2 separate regions of the Homo sapiens genome follow, and region 2 is linked to region 1. Evidence: read pairs that join two places in POLR2A ChIA-PET (ENCODE). Cell type or tissue: MCF 10A. All regions are shown on one strand. Links, peaks and the distances in the headings refer to the core of each region. The heading gives the core; the rest is flanking DNA. Region 1 has its middle 4.6 kb from the start of BLNK. Region 2 overlaps BLNK (B cell linker).

Region 1 (4,391 bases), core at 178-4,177:
TATTTTTTAGTAGAGACAAGGTTTCACCGTGTTAGCCAGGATGGTCTCGATCTCCTGACCTCGTGATCCGCCCGCCTCGGCCTCCCAAAGTGCTGGGATTACAGATGTGAGCCACCACACCTGGCCGGGGAAAACCTTTTTAAGCAAAACACAAAAAGGAAAAACAGTGGTAAATCTAGATACATATAAATTTAAACTTTTATGTGACAAATGCACCATAAATGAAAGTCAAAATACAAATGACAGGCCCCATAACTGGATTACCAAAAAGGTTAATGCAAAGATGGAAACTGATGATACCAAGCCTTAGTTGGTAACTTATAAAAGGAATGAAACCACACAACGTGGTTCCACAGCGCACACAGAACGATATACCATGATAAGCCTTTAAGGTCGGTCTACATAGCACAGTGGACATGGAAATTAATGAATCACTAGATTCACAGATGAGAAATTGACAATCCCAACCTTAAAGAAAATTTGGAGTGCCTATACACTGTTGCTAAAAGTATAAGGTGCAATGGTTTGGAAACAGTTTGGTATTTTCCAATAAATTTGATGGCATGCATACCTATGACCCAGCATGGATCACAGATATTGCGGAGCACTCCTAACTCTGTATATCAAAGCATGTGCTAGAATTTTCACTGAAGCACCATTTCTTTTCTTTTCTTCTTCTTCTTTTTTTTTTTTAAGATGGAGTCGCACTCTGTTGCTCAGGCTGGAGTGCAATGGTGCGATCTTGGCTCACTGCAACCTCCGCCTCCCAGGTTCAAGCAATTCTCCTGTCTCAGCCCCCCTGTAGCTGGGAATAGAGTTGCATGCCACCATGTCTGGCTAAGTTTTGTATTTTTAGTAGAAACGGGGTTTCACCATATTGGTCAGGCTGGTCTCGAACTCCTGACCTCAGGTGATCCACCCACCTCAGCCTCCCAAAGTGCTGGGATTATAGGCATGAGCCACCACGTCCGACCTAGCCACCAAGCCCAGCCACCATTTCTAATAGGGGAAAAAAATGGCCCTGGAAATAACCCAGTTGTCCATCAACTGGAGAACAACTAAATTAATTGTGACATATTTTCATAATGGAGTACTATTCAACAGTGAAAATGAGTGAACCCCAGTTGCATCAGTATGGATAAATAACAAAAATAATTTGAGCAATAAAGGCAAGCTAAAGAAGTGTATGATCCCTTTTATATTAAGGTTAAAGACATGTAAAACTAAGTAATATGTTATTTAGGATAAGTACATCTATGGTAAAACCAAGCAAGGGAATGAAAAATGAATAAGTCACCAGGGAGCAGGATTGGAGCGAAGGGACATGCAGGGCTTCCAAGCAATTGTAGTATATTTCTTAAGTTGAATGGTGGGTATAAGTGTTCATTTTATTGTTATTCTTTATATCTTATACATATTGTAGGTATTATATATTTAACACAAATTTTAAAAGATCTGATCTATCTTTGAACTTGTGTTGTAATAACAACAAAAAAAAAAAAAAAAAAAAAAGAAAGAAAAAATATCTGGTCTAGAATTATGGGGCAAAGTCAAGATAGCATGCCTAAACCTAAGTCAGATGGTGGTGATCCACCATCTCTGTGAGATGATGAGACTTGAGAACAAGAAGACGGATTGTACTGCTTCTTGGGGTTGAGACCCCACCAGCCCTGGTTTCTCTTGGGCTCTTTGCCTTGCATCTGTGGATGACAACTACAACACCATGTTTACTGAATGCTTTCTGTGTTTCCTTTACTATGATGACATTCATTTTACATGTGAAAAAATTGATTCTGAGAGAGGCTAAGTAAACCGGTCTAAAGTTACACCACTCATCAATGGAAAAGCTGGGACTCAAACCCCAGTCTGTTTCCATAGTCTAAGCTACTAATCATAGACTCTGCCACTGCAAGAGAGATTTTCTGTGATTCAGCAGACAGGCCTGCTCTGGCATCAGGCACCAACTTAACCATGACCTTGGGCAAGTCTTTTAGTCTCCCTCACCTCAACTTCTTACCTCTAGAGCAAGGGATTCAAAGGGGCTGGGGCTCCATCTGACTTGGAATCTGGACATTGCCAATGTGCACAGAAACCGGTTAGTGCCAGTGGAAACATTCTCAGAGCTTTTAGAAGAGAAGTCTTGAATTCTCTTTACTAGACTGCTTCCCAAAGAAGTGCTCAGTGGCTGTGGCAGTTTACAGTGCCTTGGAGGGAGTCCAAGTCCTCACTGGGACTGGAAAGTCAGGCACAGTTCACTCTCTTCTCTGCTACCCACACACTGATGGCTTTTCCCTTGCCAGGGCCAGTTTAGGCAAACTGCCACAGGAAGTTGGCAAGGTGTGATGTTGGTGCTATGCAGTCTGGTTCTATGCAGAACTATAACCTGTTTCCAAGAGGCTCAGCTTCACAACAACTCCATGGGGGCAAAGGGTACTATGGTCATTCCCATTTTATGATGTGAAGTCTGATCCTCAGAAGGGTGACAAAACTTACTCAAGGCCACCCATCTTCTTGACATCAGAGCTAGGGCCTTTAGCCCCCAAACCATTCACCCTCCTTTCCTTTCTTGTGCTGGCCCCCTTTCTCAGGGTTGGGACAGGGATGCATCCTGCAGCAATCACAGACCCAGTAGCTTTCCCACGCATGCGGGCCAAAGTGGCAGGAGCTTGCGGATGGACAGGCCCGTGCCTGGTTTTCTCAGCCAGTGCCAGTGAAGAGCCAGAGGGAAAAAGGCTGGGAGGAAGCTAAGGAGCCTGGGTAAACCAGTGGAGGAAAACAGCGGAAGAGACTAGGGAAAGGCAAAGACAGACAAGGAAGCGTGGCAGATGCTGGCAGTGGTTTTTCTGTTCTTTTTTGTGGAGACAAGGAAGAAAGAAGGAAGAAGAAAAGACATCTGAGACTTGAGCAAATGGGCAAAGGCCCTTTTAGGCTCAAGGCTTTATTTCTGTGAGACAAATTGGTTCCCTATTTTATCTGTTCAGTAAACTCAACATTCTATACATCAGATTGGCATGGAGTGGGCATCTGTTTTATCAGGAGAATGACTCAGATGAAAACATCGTTTACTCATTGCATCCAGCCCAGCCTCTATTGGCAAGAACATTACAATAGCCTAATATTGGGATGGACAACTCCTGGCCTATGTGTCATCTTTACCTCCTCCCTTGCCTTCTGTCCTCAGAGCCAATCTGCCAAGATTCTCCTTGGAAATATTTCCACATTTACCCTGCTGTCACTATAGCCCAGGCCCCCACTTGGTTCACTGATCAGCCTCTTGCTACTTCTCAGTAGTGAGATCCACCCCCAATCTCATCCCCATGCCTCCAGCTACTGACCTTTCTTAAGGACCTCAGAGGAATTTCCTTTCTTCTAGAACCAAGTACCAATGTCATTCATGCCTCACTGTGACTGAGTCTCCTTGATGGTCCATCTTATTCCTCACTAATTCCCAGCAGGTGACCATCCCTTTAGCCAGACGGGTCATCAAACACTCTTTTCTCCTCATCAGTCACATGGCCCAGCCGCTAGTCAGAACCACCACCCAGAAGTGAAGAAGCAGATACACAAGGCCTTAGGAAATCAGGAGTCCAGGTAATTTCCATCAGTCAGGGCCATTATGGAGCCAAAGAGCAGGCAAGGGTGGAGAGGCAGTTTTCGGTCCAAGGAATGGGTGTATCAGAGATGTGGAAAGCTGAGATAACACTCATGGCCTCCAAGAGGTGAGGGTCTATGATATGGTTTGTTTGTGTCTCCACCAAAATCTCAACTTGAATTATATCTCTCAGAATTCCCATGTGTTGTGGGTGAGACCCAGGGGAAAGTAACTGAATCATGGGAGCTAGTCTTTCCCGTGCTATTCTTGCGGTAGGGAATAAGTCTCACTAGATTTGATGGGTTTATCAGGGGTTTCCACTTTGGCTTCTTCCTCATTCTCTCTTGCTGCTGCCATGTAAGAAGTGCCTTTCACCCTCTGCCATTATTATGAGACCTCCCCAGCCATGTGGAATTATAAGTTAAATTAAACCTCCTTTTCTTCCCAGTCTCAGGTATGTCTTTTCAGCAGTGTAAAAATGGACTAATACACTCTGTCTGCCCTATGTCCTCAGTAGCAAATGCTGTGGCTGTTGATTGTCATTTTCTGTTACCTTTTATCTGATGAAGCTTGACTAGTCTCCCAGTCTTTCTACTTAGGCAGTCCATCTGGATTCAAAGGGTCCCCAAACAAAAGCAGAGCAGACTTGAGCAAATATTTTATGTTCTTAAATATTCCATTGTCTCCAATTCAATATATATTTGTGATCCCAATCCCATCATAAAGATATCATAAAGATTTCCCTTATCTCCAATTCAATGTATAAATTTAATGTGATCCCAATAAAAATACCAAGAGG
Region 2 (4,391 bases), core at 149-4,148, 51 kb before region 1:
CAAAGGGCTAGGTGCTGAGACAGGGAAGATTGAGGAGGTAAACCCAGAGTTGGATGCTGGGCCATCTGAAAAGGTGGGTCTCTGGACACCTGCTGGGGCAGGGCAGCTGTGGGGAGGGAGGAAGTGAGAAGCAAGAGCTGTCAAAGGGAAGTGAGGGATTAGCTCCTCCACAGGTTGTGCGGGGTACCTTACAGACTAGCTATCTCCATTGTACATCCTGGCCCATGTCACCCTCTGCATCTGAGAAGAGGGAAGTGGAGGAGCAGAGAGAAAAGAAGGTGGAGGAAAGAAAGCAAGGTGGCGACAGTGTTACAGTGGGTATAATAGCTAGTCAGGCATGAGCAGGGCAGGAGAGGGCTCCCCTGCCCCAGGAATGTCAGGAGACCATCAGGTGATTGTCAGGTGGCTGTTAATTGTCTCTCTAAAATAATAATTGGTTACAGCCAGCGCCAGGGAAAAGCAGTCTCCCAATAGATAGAAAAAACCTGAAACTGGTGATGAGCAGTTTCCGATAAGATCTCAGGAGTTGGGCAAGTGGGCTCAAGCATGCGCATTAAGAGGCAAAATGGCAGCGTTTAACTGGTACTTGACCTTCTAGAAACATTCAGCTGGTAAGGCAAGAATGCTTCAAGGGATCGTGCGTACAACTCCGGTAAGCACACTGCGCATGCTCACCTCCCAAATGCTAGCAGGGCACTGCACAAGCGGACAGCCCACACAAAGGAAGAATCAGGGGAGAAGGGACAAAAGACCCCGGAAGTGTGCTAGTGTATAAAACCCCAACTCAAAGGTCAAACAGCGCACTGGATCTCTCAAGTCGTCCGCTTGGCCCTCTTCTAAGTGTACTTGACTTCTTTTCATTCCTGCTCTGAAACTTGCCTTGGTCTCTCCTTCTGCCTTACGCCCAGGAGGCAAGAATTGAGGTTGCTGCAGACCCATATGGATTTGCTGTCAGTAACAACAGGACAGAGAAGCAAAGGAGAATAAAGAGAGAGGAAGAACATCTTAGGAAGGAAAGAAGAGATTCACAGGAAACCCCAGGGAAGAAGGAGGGGATAATATGAGGGGCACAGACTCAGTATTGATATTTTACCATACACCTCTAGTAAACTGACATATTTACAATAAGCCATTTTGGAGAAAACCAAGTCCCTTTGGTATAATAGTGGAGAGTTAGAGGGGGCAGTCAATAGCAGGTTGTAAAGAAGGAGGACAGCCAGCGGGCAGGCTGTCCTGGTCGCTTGCCCCACCCCCCTCTGTGTCCTGGGAAGCCTTTGGCACAGATTTACTTTACCTCATCCTCAAGGAGGCCTTTGGGTTTGGGTGGGACTTGAGGTTTCTGCAAAGCAGTCAGGGCCGGCAGGGTGGAGGTGAGCCTTGCTTTCTCTGAAGGCCAGCTGGGCTTACTGGGAAGTGTCTTGCTGAAGGGTGGGGAATGCCTCTGGCTTGATCGATTGTCTTGAAAGGAACAAACAAAAAACATAACATAAAAGAGGCTCTGGATCATTTCCTGGGTGGAAGCCATTGAGATCCAGAAAGTATAAAACCACGGGTGTCTATGTAGCCACAAATGATCCACGGGGCATTCCTTGAAAGAGTAAAGTGAAATGTTAGGCCCAAAATTTCAACTGCTTATTGACTTAAACGACAAAAACTGGAAGAACGTCCTCATTAAAAACATCCTTCCGGGGCAGTGATGGACACCCAGAGGTTCAGGAGAACCAACAACCCAACACTTGGCCACACAGAGGGGATGGAAGCAGCACTGGAGGGCACAGGGTGGGGGTGAGGTGCTCCTGGCTTTTAAAAATGCCAAGGCCTAGGCTCCACCCCAGCCTGGCAACGTTTGAACTCCTCGGGAGGAGCCTGGCATTACAGGTTGGAAAAGTTCCCCAGGTTATGCTAAAGTGTATCCAGGTGGTGATTACTCACGTGGATCAACTTCCATGCTCCTTCCCTCAGTGATTTCGCTCCATTCACAGGGAATCTGTGGGATCCCTTTGGTCCAGGACTGTCCTTCTCATCAGGTATCAGAAAAGGAGTCAGGCTCTAAGGCCAACTGGATCTGAGTTCTGTCCCTTGCTCTGCCACTCACTAGCTGTGCTCTTTGGGGCTGGTTATTCAACCTCTCTGGGACTCACATTCTTCATTGTTATTTTTAATTTTTTAATTTTTTATTTTTTTGAGACAAAGTCTTGCTCTGTTGCCCAGGCTGGAGTGCAGTGGCATGATCTCTGGTTACTGCAACCTCCGCCTCCCAGGTTCAAGTGATTCTCCTGCCTCAGCCTCTGAAGTAGCTGGGATTACAGGCACCCACCACCATGCCTGGCTAATTTTTGTATTTTTAGTAGAGATGGGGTTTTACCATGTTGGCCAGGCTGGTTTTGAACTCCTGACCCCAAGTGATTCACCCACCTCAGCCTCCTGAAGTGTTAGGATTACAGGCATGAGCCACCACGCCTGGCCAACATTCTTCATTTTTAAAATGAGGATCGTAATATCGACCTTAGAGATCTTGAGGGGATTAGGAAGATTGCAGTGAAGGCAGTAGGTACAGTGTGTCTGCCTAATAAGTAGAACTTATATCACCTGTGCCATGTGAGAGAGGCGTTAGGCGGCCTCAAGTCTACCCAGTGATTCAGTGAGCTGAGCATAGATTCAGACTGATGTGTTTTAGGAAAATCTTGGCATAGGAATAACCTGGCATGTTCTTCATACTGGGAACAGCACAGGTGCTAGCACTGGCCTCTGGATTGCATCACTGGCCTCTTGCTGCTGCTTCCTGTGACAGCCCCACCTCGCCCGGTGCAGCTGTCCTTGCCTGTTAGGCCCTCGCCTCTATGCTCCTGGTGCCTGCCCCTGCCCTCAGCCCTCACTCCTTGTTGAAGGTATGTGGTTAACTTCACCTCCGCTGCCTCCTCAGAAGCCTCTTTCTGGTGGTGTGGCTGTACTCAGGCATGAGGGCATCCTTCCTTCTGTGCCTATAACTCTTGTCAGTTTTATTTGCAGCTCCTGGAGTTTACTCAGATTTCTGAGTAAACAAATATTTAATGTAATATTTAAGCCCATCAGAAGTAGCAAAACACAGGAGACAGGCTTTGAAGAGTGTGATTTTTTTTTTTTTTTTTGAGACAGAGTTTCACTCTTGTTGCCCAGGCTGGAGTGCAGTGGTGCGATCTTGGCTCACTGCAACCTCCGCCTCCCGGGTTCAAGTGATTCTACTGCCTCAGCCTCCCTAGTAGCTGGGATTACTGGCATGCACCACCATGCCCGGCTAATTTTTTTGTATTTTTAATAGAGACGGGGTTCTGCCATGTTGGCCAGGCTGGTCTTGAACTCCTGACGTCAGGTGATCCATCCACTGTGGCCTCCCAAAGTGCTGGGATTACAGGTGTGAGCCACCGCGCTTGGCCAAGAGTGTGTTCTTGAGTGAGCCACTTAACCACCCTGAATTGCAGTAGCCCTTTCCTCCCCAGGGTTGCTGTGATGATTGAAAAAGATCATTCACCAAGTATGGTGGGTGGTGCACAGAGCCGAGTTGTGATGAGCTGGGCTTCGGAAGCTGAGAGCCCTGGCTTGTATCCCAGCTCCATCACTTAGAGGATCTTGGCCCAGTCAGTTCACTCCTCTGACCTCTTTCAGGATTATCGAGGAGGTTAAGTAGACCCCCAGGGGAAAGCACTAAACTGTAAATTAGAAGATCTCTGGGAGTATGTGCATCTTGAGTGCAGCTGAATGCTCAGTGCTTAGCATAGTTCTGGTGCATGGCAGGTGCTCAAAAGATCAACTGTGGCAACCCAGTAAGCCCAGCTGGCCTTCACTTTACTTTCATTCAGTGAAGCAAGGAGCAGTGCCTGGTACACTGTAAGGAGGGGGTTAATGGCAGTGAGATATTACATGTAGAGCCGGTCCATACAAATGCTGGCATCGCCATGACCATCACAGACATACTTGCTCTCTGAACCTTTGGGGAACTTAGTCACCTGCCAAGACTGGAACAAAGATGGGCATTAAAATGCATACTTGGGGCCAGGCGCAGTGGCTTATGCCTGTAATCCCAGCACTTTGGGAGGCCGAGGCGGTTGTATCACTTGAGGTCAGGAGTTTGAGACCAGCCTGGCCAACATGAGGAAATCCTGTCTCTACTAAAAATACAAAAGTTAGCCAGGCGTGGTGGTGGGTGCCTGTGGACCCAGCTACTCGGGAGGCTGAGGCAGGAGGCTGGACCCAGGAGGCAGAGGTTGCAGTGAAGCGAGTTCATGCCACTGCACTCCAGCCTGGGTGACAGAGTGAGACTCTGTCGCAAAAAAACAAAACAAAACAAAAAAAAAAACAGACCCAAGCTGTGTCCATTTAACCCATGAGGCTTATTCCAGGCTTGGGGCTCCTGA

Evidence for each region. ChIA-PET counts read pairs that join two places held together with the same protein. Peaks named below come from ENCODE experiments on the same cell type or tissue, not always from the same donor. Only the 100,000 strongest peaks of a DNase experiment are listed, where the experiment ranks them.
Region 2: POLR2A ChIA-PET joins it to region 1 with 5 read pairs; 4 of 35 experiments call an interaction of 5 or more read pairs at or near these places.

What each region holds. Positions count from the first base shown.
Region 1 is chr10:96,273,945-96,278,335 of GRCh38, forward strand. No RefSeq gene overlaps it. Among named protein-coding and RNA genes, the nearest start is that of BLNK, 4.6 kb to the left of the region's middle. In MCF 10A, for the core only: no CTCF peak of the experiment used is centred there; DNase peaks (open chromatin) are centred at 2,297 and 3,097.
Region 2 is chr10:96,222,532-96,226,922 of GRCh38, forward strand. BLNK (B cell linker) reads right to left here. Exons shown (of 17, transcript NM_013314.4): 6 at 1,295-1,458. Among named protein-coding and RNA genes, the nearest start is that of BLNK, 47 kb to the right of the region's middle. RefSeq lists an enhancer at 2,818-3,318. In MCF 10A, for the core only: no CTCF peak of the experiment used is centred there; no DNase peak of the experiment used is centred there.